Linked DNA regions of Homo sapiens: region 2 is linked to region 1. A link is a contact called in ENCODE Hi-C data. All regions are on one chromosome and are shown on one strand. The core of a region is the stretch at or near the end of the contact, and the rest is flanking DNA. Distances in the headings are between cores, read along the strand shown.

Evidence for each region. Hi-C counts contacts between places; a loop is a spot of excess contacts on that map. Pooled maps may share reads with other maps.
Region 2: a map of GM12878 shows a loop between it and region 1 (2.9-fold over the local background). The contact joins two enhancer-like sites. A Hi-C loop is called at or near these places in 3 of 168 maps with a recorded cell type or tissue (Caco-2, GM12878 and breast epithelium), 19 of 37 single-sample maps with no recorded cell type and 13 of 50 pooled maps.

Annotation. Positions count from the first base shown.
Region 1 is chr12:4,856,083-4,861,924 of GRCh38, forward strand. No RefSeq gene overlaps it. Among named protein-coding and RNA genes, the nearest start is that of KCNA6-AS1, 28 kb to the left of the region's middle. RefSeq lists enhancers at 1,469-2,112, 1,641-1,935. Within about 2 kb of position 2,494, at least 3 of the 41 ENCODE cell types and tissues checked have a DNase peak (open chromatin) inside an H3K27ac peak, as active enhancers do.
Region 2 is chr12:4,958,020-4,963,861 of GRCh38, forward strand. No RefSeq gene overlaps it. Among named protein-coding and RNA genes, the nearest start is that of KCNA1, 51 kb to the left of the region's middle. Within about 2 kb of position 2,097, at least 3 of the 41 ENCODE cell types and tissues checked have a DNase peak (open chromatin) inside an H3K27ac peak, as active enhancers do.

The DNA of each region.
Region 1 (5,842 bases), core at 1,244-3,743:
CTGGAAACTCCACGCAGAGGCTGGACGCCCTGGGAACTTTGGCTCAGTGTGCTCTGTGGAGGGATATTATCTGTAGGGACCAGGATATAACACAGCAAAGGGATCAGGTGTCCTTTGGAAAAATGATTTTCCAAGTCAAATTAAATACCACTTGCTTACAGATTTTCTTGAATCTCACCAGGCTAAGAATCAGGCTGAATTATTTTGAACGCCTACCTGATCACTGGACCCGGAGTGAGGAGGGGAGACATGGAAGGTGACCTTGTATGCAACCCTTTTTCCTCTGGTGTCAGTCTTCCACTCAGGGCCTTGGTTTCCCCCTCTGGCAAGCGGGAAGTTGATTTAGGTGATCTCCAGGTTTCCTCCTGCAATAGACAGTGGTACGTTCAGTTTTTCCTCCTGTGTTATGGGTCATTTGTCACCAACTTGCTACTTTCCGCAGTCTGAAGCATATTAAAAGCGGCCCCCATCTCCCACATAAGCAAGCATTTAAAAAAAAAATACTGGTTAAAATAAAATGAGATTGGCCTCTTAGAACCAGTCAACTCATCAAAGTGATGCTGAGCCCTTCTGAGCTCAACAATGTTGACAGTAATTTATGCATTTCACAGCACTAGGCTGGAAAAGTGCAAGCACAGGGCTAAGGCTTACATTTCCTGTGTCAACAGTCACTTGCCTGGTGTCTGGTTTCTTTTTTGGTCCTGCTTACCTTGTGCCAGCCGGTGCCAGCTCAGGGGGCTCTGTGAGGCCACCTCGCCTGCTGGTGACAGAGTCCTCACTGCTTTTAATTTCCAAGTACTGCTTCATCTCTTGGAGATGCTTCAGTGACTCCATTCCAAGGCGGGTTTAGATGACGAAGTGGATGACGATGGGGGGAGTAGGGGAATCTCCTTAGAGACAAACCTGGGAGAAGGCATTTCTCATTCCAGTCAATACATAAATGTTATTGATTGGAATCATATTGGGTACATATTGCTTGGAACAAGGAAGAAGTATCTTTCCACTTCCTTTTGTTTAGCTCTTTAATGGGAAAAGTCTCTGTTTTTTTTTTTTTTTTCAGTTTCCCTCTTGTCGCCCAGGCTGGAGTGCAATGGCGTGATCTTGGCTCACTGCAACCTCCGCCTCCCGGGTTCAAGCGAATCTCCAGCCTCCTGAGTAGCTGGGATTACAGGCATGTGCCACCACGCCCGGCTAATTTTATATTTTTAGTAGAGATGGGGTTTCTCCATGTTGGTCAGGCTGGTCTCAAACTCTTGACCTCAGGTGATCTGCCTGCCTCGGCCTCCCAAAGTGCTGGGATAACAGGTGTGAGCCACTGTGCCCAGCTGTTTCTGGTTATTAATAGGAACAAAATACCAGGGCATGCTTTGTCTAGGTCAGTCCTCATTCTTCATTGTGGATCAGAATCAGCTGGAGAACTTGTCAAAATGCAGATTCCTGGGCTCTGAACCCCCGAGTTATGGACTCAGTAGGCGTAAGAGGCCTGAGAATTTGCATTTCTATCCAGCTCCCAGGTGATGCTGATGCATAGGTCAAGGACCACACTTTGAGAAGCACCGGCGGGGAACACAGTGTTACCAGGTCTTGGTCTCCATCCAATGCAGTAAACACTATGCGATAACAACCTGGGGGCTTTTGAGCTTACAGGAACAGTCAATGCAATAGAAGCACGCGCTGCTAGGTCTCCAAGGAAACAGGGACAGTCTCTTCTCCCGCTGTTAGTTAATGAGAGTGTGGTTGTAACTAAACTACTGGCTAATTACCACGATCGTGGGAAGTGTCCCAGGTCGGCGCTATGAGCTTCTGCCACTAGGGGGAACCAGGGCTATTTCTCTGCAGGCTCCAGGCTGTGAGAAGAGGAAAAGTACTGAAGAGAGCGAGCAAAGCCTTTCAGAAAATACTGCAACACTGCGTGCCCGAGGCCCCCGCACATCGCTGCAATCTTGATGTGCACAGACACCGTCGAGAACCAAGGCTTGGCAGGGAGGGGGGATGGTTGATTTTCTAAGTTGTTTGGTTTTCCTCCCTTTCCTTAAAGTACATCCACATTAAGCCGTTTATGCCGCGGGTGACCTGTAGTATGAGAAGAAACACAGGTCGCTCTCCTGGCTTTGCAGATAGAGTAAGCTCAGGAGAGAGGGAAAGGAGCTGGGCAAAATGCCAGCAAGGGAGGGCTGGGCTGGCGGGACCCAGATGTTCCCTGCCCAGGAGCGTCGTGGAGAGAAGGGGAGGCATGCCTGGGGTTTGGACTGGCCAGCTTGCAGGTGGCTGTCAACCCTGAATGTTGTGGCATAGGTCAGGATGAGGTCCCTTGGGGTGGGGGAGGCAGAGTAATTCCTAAGGGAGAAAAAGACAGGAAAGCAGGTTTTGGGGCTAAGAAGACAAAAATGACTGAGAGGTTATTTTACCTGCCTTGAACTTGCAAACAAGTATGGGTCATGACCTCTTGTGAGTGCTGCCGCATGCCCTGTCAGCTGCTGTCTTCTGGGGACACGCATATTCTGACCGCCACAGAGGGCAGCATAACAGCCACAGTGCCTGCTGAGCAGGAACGTGCCGCCTAACCGGTCCGTGGCGTCCCTGCCTCTTTCTCCCTCATTAAGCCTCTTTCCCAGGACCACAGCTTTGGAAACAGCTTAATCTCTAACAAGTGATCCCGCAGGGACTTGCATTTCAGTCCCTAAAAACCACTCTGTTCCCTTTCTCGGCATGACAGTGGCCTTCTAATGGTTTCGGAGATAAGATATGAGCCCAGGTGATGTTGGGACGTGCAGAATCCATGGTGGGCTGCATAGGTATTAATTCGAGGAACAAATTTCCATAACGTGTGTGTTTGTGGGCATGAGGGTGTACACCTCAATGGCAAATTATCATAACAAAACATTAGCTATAAACATTTAGTTTGAGGACTTGGCGTATAGTTCCAAAAAATGATCTCATTAGCTTACTAACATTCACTTGTCCCTGTGACCAACACATGCAACTCACTGTTCGGAGGGAGCCCCCATCACAGCTAAACAGAGGGACCAGGAGTCTTCCTTCTTAAGCTGCAGCCTGACTTTTCTCCAGCTTACTGTGATAGTTTTCTGGCATGAGCAAAATAAGCAGACCCTGTCTCTCATAATTGAAAAGCGTGTGTGTGTGTGTGTGTGTGTGTGTGTGTGTGTGTGTGTGTGTGTATGTATGCATCCTTTTCATATTCCTTAAAACATTTTTAGCAGGTAAAATCATGTCTCTATGCTATTCTCTCACTGCCAGCCACAGAAAGGATCTTACACAAAGAAGTCCATGGGGCTCCCCTTCTCCTGCACTCAAGTCCTGGATAGGAGTTCTGACTTTTCTGAGTGACAGTTCCCAAAAGGGTTCCTTTTCACCTTTGTTGAATGCAGAAGCAGTGGCTCTTCAAGAGAGAGCATCTCCCTCACCCCTTAGTCATTCCGAGCTATTTGGCTCACAGGTACTTTCAGCATCAGATCTGGTCCTGACTCCAGCTTCCACTGAGTACACATCCTTAGGGCCTCTGCAGGGCGGTGCACCCATGCCTGGGAGGCCTCTCCATCCCTGGATCCCTGCGGCCACTCTTCAAGGCTCCTATTGCCAACCCAGGGATCTGCTGCTCCGTGCTGCTGTCTTGAGCACTGCCTGGCTGCTTGGACCAGGCAGGGCCCAATGACCACAAGTCAGGGAATGGAGAGAGGTGTTTGCTGCAGATTGAGATTCTGATCCTTCCTCTGTCCTTGAAGGACCCTCTCCTCCCCTGTCTCCCTCGCAGCCTTCTCCAGTGCTGGAGCTGACCCGGAACATCAGAGACAGGAAAGTCACTGCTCCAGTTGAATTTTGCTGCAGTTTCTTTTTTTCTCCCCTAGATGCTGAGAGCTATTTTTAGACAGGGACTTTTTTTTTTTTTTCAGGGGATCCACAGTCTATTTTTAAAGGACTTACGGAGGCCACATCATTCAGTGTTTCTCACAGGGACTTCAGAGAGAGTTAGGTGGGACAGGCCAGAGCAGTGGGGGTGCTGGCACCTTCCTGAGGAAGAGAGGGTATCAGGAGAGACCTGGGGAAGGTTGGGAGAAGCGTGGTGCCCAGGCAGGGCAGAGTGGGCTGCTTTCTCATGCTGGAGAGCATACGAGGGACTCACCATGCTCCTCCCTCCAGTCACCCCAGGCTTCGGGGCCAGAGCTGCCTGACTATCTTCCCATCCCAGCGGCCACAATGACATTGCCCTCCAACATGGCAGTGGGTTTAATTGACTGTACTTTCCTTCCTTTTTCCTAAACGTCTGTGTTCAGATGGCTTCTGCATCTCCTCTTTCCATGGCACTCCCTTGTCTCTGCAAACTGAGCTGTGGAAAGTTTTGGATCATGCCTTGGGCCTGAAGCCAGCCCCAAGAGGGCAAAGCTGAAGTCCTGGGTGAAGAGGGGACCTCGTGTGTCACAAGATGGAGACCAGGGTGGATAGGCTCCCGCTGCGACAGGGAGGATACAGCCAGGCGGTGATCTTGTCCTGGGCTCCCCAGGAGGGAAAGAAGAAGGAGGAAAAGGAGGAATCAGAGGAGAGCCATTCAGAGTGACTTGGGCAGAGACAGTAACAGGCTGCGGTGTCCTCGGAGACTCCCCTAGACCTGCTCTTTCTTCCACTCCTGAGTCCAGCCCTTAGTGTATAACTCCAAGGTCTGTGGATTTGGGGTCTGGATTCACAAGACTAGGATGGAGTAGTCAGGGAGAAGGGCCTGGGTGGAAGATTCCAGACAGAGTTGGTGAAAATGCTTCCAAACAGAGCTAAAGAGCTTTCCTCTCAGTGAATAGACAGGGGACTGCCCTCGCAGGAGCCCTGCGGCCACCCCATTGCGTGAGCCTCTCATGCTTCTCCTTGCTGTCTCCTTGCAGGACTTAGGCCGCAGGGTCAGGGCCTGGAACTGCTCTGAAAATAACTGGGGATTCCTGGTGCTCTCTGAGTCCTCCTGCCAATCTTCAGTTGTACCAAGAAGTGAGAAGGAAGGAGGCAGTGAGTGAAGAAGTCTAATTCCAGCTCGTTAGCCGACACCTGCACTGCCCTTCAGAAAAGGGCAGGCTGGGAATGCTGTTGTGTGGCCCCCTTTGGGGTGCCAGGACCCCTGGGTAAGGCTGCGTGCCTTGGGTGGGAGCTGAGACATAGCCCGGGCACCTTCTGCACAGTGGATGGGCCCGGACAGCCTGGCATCCCTGGCTCCGTCAGCAGGCAAGGAAGGGGCGAGAGCGCAGTGTGCTCCTAGAAAGATACTTATGCTCCCCACATCAAAGCCTCCCACCGTCATCTTCCTGAGAGCCTCAGGCAAAGCTGCGGGACCCTCTTTCCCTGTTCACATCAATCTTCGCAACAATCCCGGGATGCCAGGTCTGCCCTCATTCTGAACTCTCCAGAACCCCCTAACTTTATCAATGGTGACTGTATCAGTGAGGCCCTTCCTGACCACTCTTTTTAAAATGGTCACTCCCCTCGCTAGCACCCACCCCCCACACCCTCCTCACCTAAGTTGCGATTTCTCCCACCTGCCATAGATCTCACCATAGATCTCCCCACCTGTGGTTTATTATCTGTCTCCCGACAGGATCTCCACAAAGACGGGGTTTTGTCTATTTTGTTTATGGCTAAATCCCTCAGTGCCAACAAACATGAAGCACCAAATATATATTTGCTGAATGAATTAAGAAAAAGAGCAAAATGTGCCATGGCATAAGCATCCCTGGGGAAACTTTCTCTCTGACCTTCTCTCACTCCAGCCCAGCAGAGAATTTAGGGAAAAAAGTGACCACTCACCCCTTCCGCAGCAGATCAGTTCAGGCCCTGGAATAATCAGCAG
Region 2 (5,842 bases), core at 847-3,346, 100 kb after region 1:
GTGGATCTGCTTATTATTTGAAAGTTTGCCTTATGGAGTAAGAAGGAAGCTAGGATTCCTGTATTTTCTCAGTCTCCTCTTTAAACACAGGGAAGTAGATATTTCTCACCTAATAAGCACATTAATAAAAACTTGGCAGGGCACAAGGAAGCCATATTGACATTCTCCTTCTAGGAGAATTAGTATAGTGCCTTTTGCAGATGGGCACTTAATGAATTTTTGATGACTGAAGCGATGATGCATGCTAGCCGTGGCTTCATCATAAGCTCACTGACTCCATGGACATCAGTCTTCTTTCTTTGTGTTATCTGTCCATGTTGAACTGCAGAGATTTTTGTCAAAAGGAAGAATGAGGATAGAGAGGTCAGTCAATAATCTCAGGGCTAAAGTTGGAGTCTGAGAGAGGTTCAGGGCTAGAACCCCAAACTTTCAGATCCAAGTGGCCATAACTATGGAGGCCCGGGGTAGGCTGGGGAAGCAATGGTGTTCGGACTTTGAGAAGGAGGAGCTTCCACCTAGGGCTCCTCCTAAGAGTTCATTCTTTCCTGATGGCTCCCGAATGGAATTCCACTGGTGAGAGATTCTCAGTGGTAGCTTCTATTCCTACCTGGACACACCAGAGATGACTAAATGCAATTCAAGTCCTGTTCTTCTTCCTTCCCAATCCTACCTCATGCAGATCTGATTTTGCACAGGGTCCCACACCTCTCCAGGGAGCCCCTCAAACAGCCTTAGGTAATCTTGCATCTCCATTACCACTCCCACGCATGCCCACTCCTTCTTTTCAAGTCCAACTTTGCTGAGCCACTGGTCCTCTTGTGCTATGACGTGACGTGAGGTTGGCTGTCTGCACTCCGCCCTTGTCCAGTCTAGTCTGTCCCCCTGCAGGCCAGAGCTATAAGGGGTATTCCATTTGAGTCAAATTTCAGTTACAAGTTACAAGGCCTGCTCCCCAGCTTCCCACCACGACTTGGCTGTTCTTCTCCTTTGTGTTTCTTCTCCTTGAAACCATGGGCAAGCCAAAAGCTGGGATTCACAAGGCTAAGGTTCTGGTAGGAACTTGGACACATGCCAACTTCCAAACAAGGCTGGCAAGAACAGCCCTCCCTGCTTCATAGCAGGGCTCCATTTGGAAAATGCATATGAAGTCATTTGAAAAAGTAGGAATGCTCTAGGGAGGAAATATCTTTTTAGTTCTAGTCTTTAGGTCTTTGAGTTAGTGTTTTTACAGTTGGATTGATTGATGAGTAATGTTCTACATCCACCCTCCTCGGAAACCACAGATCACATTTTGTTGACTGGTGTTAGTAATGTCTTTGGATGCTATGGAATCAAATTCTTTTTTCCTTGGGGATTAAATCCAAAATATAGACCTCACTACCCCACTCACTGCAACTTCCTGAGATAACCTGCCTGCGTAGGTACCTTAGTCTGTTCAGCTGCTATAATAAAATACCATGGCTTGTGAATTTATTTCTCACAGTTTTGGAGGCTGGGAAGTCCTAGATCAGGGTGCCAGCATGGTAGAGTTCTGGTACATGCTCGTTTCCTGATTCATAGATGGCCGTCTTTCCACTGTGTCCTCCCATGGAGGAAGGGGTGAGAGAGCTCTCTGTGATCTCTTTTACAACTGCTGTAATCTCCGTCATGAGGATTCTACCCTCATGACCTAACCACTGCCCAGATGTCCAAGCTCCAAATACCATCACACAGGGGATAAGGTTTCAACATACAAATTTTTAGGGGGCATAAACATTCAACTTATACCAATAGAAGTGAATTATTTGGGCATTTTCCTGGAGTGATGTAAAGGCATTCTTATTTTTCTTGAAGGAGTGGCCAAGGAGTTGCAGAGAAAAGTGACATTGCCTCCCAAACCTCTCTGCTCCTTCTGTATGAGGTCTTTATCTAGGGCAGAGCTGCCCTCCTGCGGGGGGGGACTGAAAATGAGTAGAAAGGTTTGGGGCTATCACCGTGACATTGATGCCAGCCCAGGAATACAAAACATTCTGCCATGCAGCTTTCAGTCTGCATTGGAAAGGAATGTCGTGCCCCAAATGCTGAGAAACACGGCTGGGATGTCGTAAAACCGTAGAGAGATAGAGATGGAAGTCCTCTCAGAGGCCGGAATTCCAAGCCTTCCTTTTACAGAGGAGAAAATTTTGGCCCAGAAAAGGAAAGTGGGCTGCTCAAAGTCACGCAGCTAGCTAGTGGCAGAGCTGGACTGGAGCCCAGCCCTCGGGTTCCCAGCCCAGCATGCCTTCCGCAGTGTTGGTGCGGCAGAGAGCTGGGGAGGTGTGGCTGCAGGGGCACCTTGCTGAGTATGGACTGCAGGCCCGGGCTGGCAGGGCTGCTGGGCGGCTGCTGATTATATCCGTAATTCCGCCTTCTTAGAGGCAGAGACCCTTGAGCCAACATGTGCCCCCCCAGGCCCACTGCTGCCCAAGGCAGGCTTGGGATTGCAGCTTTCCTTTGGAGGAGTAGATTTGCTTGTTTTGCTCAGATTTTCCTTCTGCCTCTAAAAGACACCCCCAAATAACCCTGTGTTCGGGAACAACATTCATTAGCTTAATGAAATGTAGTAGCTTCCAGTAGGATGGAAGAAGGGGTCTCTTAGTGAGAGTCCCCTGTTGTGTGCTCTCATGCACGAATGGAGGGGAGGCTCCGGTTGGGTGGGTGGCAGGAGGCCGGAGGTCTATTCTTAGCTCTGTTGCTATGTGATGTTGTGCAGGCCACTGAGGCTTCTTGTTCTTCCTGGTTCAATCAGCTCTCAGTATTCTGCCTCCTTTGCCCCGCCTTGGGCATCACCAGCCATGTCTCTTCAAAGTGAGGTGCCTCAGCTGGGTGGGCTGGGGAGGGAACACCGGAATATCTAGAAGTATCAGTCAGAGTGCAGGTGGGAAACAAATACCACACTCAAATGAGGTAATTAAGGAGAGTTTAATAAAATAAATATCTTCGAAGGAGGTTATTGGGCCTTGGGTACCTAATGGTCTGAGAGTCCCTCTATCTCCCCTCTAGAGGCCTTCTTATCCCTTCTAGAGAGGAGGCTCGGGGGCTGGGTATCTTCCCCTTCCTTCTCTAGATTCACTCTCCAGGCTCCTCCGTCTGCAGTGGTAAGGAATGCAGCCCTGGGCCACCTTGCCTCCAGACAGGCAGCAGGAGCATGGCACTGGGTCTGATTCCCTGGCCCTCCCCACAGGTCATTGCTGGTTGGCCATATTTCTCCCCGAGGCTACAGCTCCTTTTGGGTGGCTCTTTCCACACAGCTGTCCCTCTGGTTCTGGGAGCTCTTCTTTCCTGTGCTCCATTTAGGACTAAGGATATGATGAACACAGTGCTGTCTCCCTTAGGGAGCACAGAGTCTAGGGGAGGAGGTATCTGCACTTGCTGGGGAATCACTGCTCAGTGAGAAAGATCTGCAGTGATACAGCTTCCCAGCAGCCAGCAGAATGGCAGGGACAGAAGGCTTCTTAGAGGCAGAGGCCCTTGATTTGACTCTTGGCTAGATCTGGTGGACACAGTCTGCACAGACACTACACGCAGCAGGAACAGTGCATGCAGGGGCGCCACTGAGAACGGGAATGACAAGGTACATTGAAGAACTAAAAATTCTTTTTTATTGCAAATAGTAGAAACTGAACTTAAAGGAGTTAAAGAGGAAAAAATGAAAAAAGAAATTTGTTGTCTCCAGTATTTGAGAGGTCCAGGTGTGACTGGCTTCAGGCACCCACATTTAACCCTCAGGTTTCTGTCTCTCTGACTGTCTGAGCTTGCTGTCTCCTAGGCATCTACTTCCTAGGCAGGCTTTCTCCATTATGGAAAGTGGGGTGATGGAGGTGGGGAAGAGGAGGAAGGGGAGTCGTTCCTGGAGTATTAGGCTCATGTGTTCCATTTAACTAGTGGATCTAGAGAAAGACAGATGCTTCTGTCCCAGTCCCCAGATGACAAATCTCATGAAAACATGATACTGCTGGGGTCACTGGCCCTCTTAGCCATTGGGGGAGGAAGGACAAGCTTTGGCAAGTTCTGAGCCCAGGCCTATCCTTGGGCAAGTGAAGGCACAGAGTCAGCACTCTTGTCCCACAGAGGGAAGATTCTCCCCAGGAAAAGAGGATTTTTATTCCCTGAGAAAGGGGTGAAGACAGGGCATTCTGGGAAGACCAAAAATCAAGCTCCAGTGGTCCATTTTGCTGGGTAGAGCTGGAGAGCAGAGGCCAGGTAAAGACAGCTTCCCCTGTGGCAATGGGGAGCCCTTGAAGAACCGTGAGCAGAGGAAAGACTCAGCCAGACTTGCGTTTTTGAGGCATAATCTGAAAAGTAAAGCTAATCTCCAATTAAAAAAAGAAAATAATGAAAAACCATATAATACTTCCTAATGCCAAAAAGAAATGTGCTTGGAATGATCTGCTCTTTAAGTTTCCCTGTTCTGCTCTCTTTCCCAAACTCATCCAGGAGACCGGCTGCGTCATCTAAGCACAGAGCAGGATCTGCTGGTGTGTATTTTCAAATTGCATTCGATTCTCACTTGCGTAGGGCCTGTTTCAGTCTGGGGCTTGAGGGCCAGGACCCGTGTGCCTGACTGCTGGGCTGGGCTCAAGTTCAGCCGTCTCTAAAGAGCTAGCAGTATTTGGAGGCATATCCTGGCTGGGACACGGACAGGCAGCCTCCCTGAGCTTCTGCTTTCAGCACCCCCTCCTCGTGCGCCTGTGAGTCACACCAGGGCTTTGTCATACTCAACGCAGGTCTAAGCCACACGATCCGCTCTCCTCACAGCAGGCAATTGGTCCTGACACTGTCTAATTGCAAAATCATTTTTCGTTTGTCAAGACCCACCTGTCTCTGTGCAAAATAGAGACTGACAGTCGGGTGGGGGTGGACATGTATCAGTGCAGAGGCAGCAGAGACATTTTGCTGAGTGACTGCTGGGGCAGAGCCTTCTAGAAGGTGATGGGAGGGAGGGGGGCTAAGGGCTTAGACTCTGAAACGGGACTGCCTGGGTTCAACTGCAGATACTGTCCCCGACTAACCGTGTGATCTTGGGCAGGTTGCTTAATTTCTCCAAGCTTTGACTTTCTTATCTGTAAGATGCAAGATAAGAGTACCTGCCTCATAGCGTGTGTGGATGATATGAGGTGATTATACAGCACTCAGCACAGTGCCTGTGTCAATAAATGTCAACTCTTATCAGTGTTCCATTTTTCCCACCTTTTGATTAGATAGATTCCTGTTTCGGATTAGATCTCTCCCTGCTGATAGATGTTGTTCTCCTCAGGTACTGAACTGTCAGTGGGTGATTGGATTAGCTGGCCCAAGCCTGAAGAGAGGAGGTGAGAAGCTTTCTCTGTGGCTGTGGCCTCCAGGACACATCCTCATGACCAGACTTCTTTCTTACCGTGAAATTCCCAGCCTGTTTGGAAGGAGTAGAGATAAATACAGAGCTGGAAGGGACATGTTGTTGATTTAATTTGCAGAAACACTTGGTATACAAATATTTTTACAGGTTCCTTATTTATTAACTCAAGCTACAGGTTGCAAACCTCAATATTTTAATATATCTCCTCTCCTGGGGTTATATACAGTGAAAACATATGGCTTATGTATCTGACAGAGGGTATTTAGGACTATATATATATTTGGGTTCTAGTTTTCTGGCCTCACGGAACTTAGAAATGATCTTTCCTTTCCAGTTTGGACCAATGGAGAAGTAGGACCTCATTGTTGGAAAGATCGGGATCATATTATTAGCATTTTTTAGTGATAAAGTAGAACTGGAGAACAAGACTTGACCTGTGGCCACAATAAGGTGTTCTGCGGTTTTACCTCTGAGTTAAATTTGGCC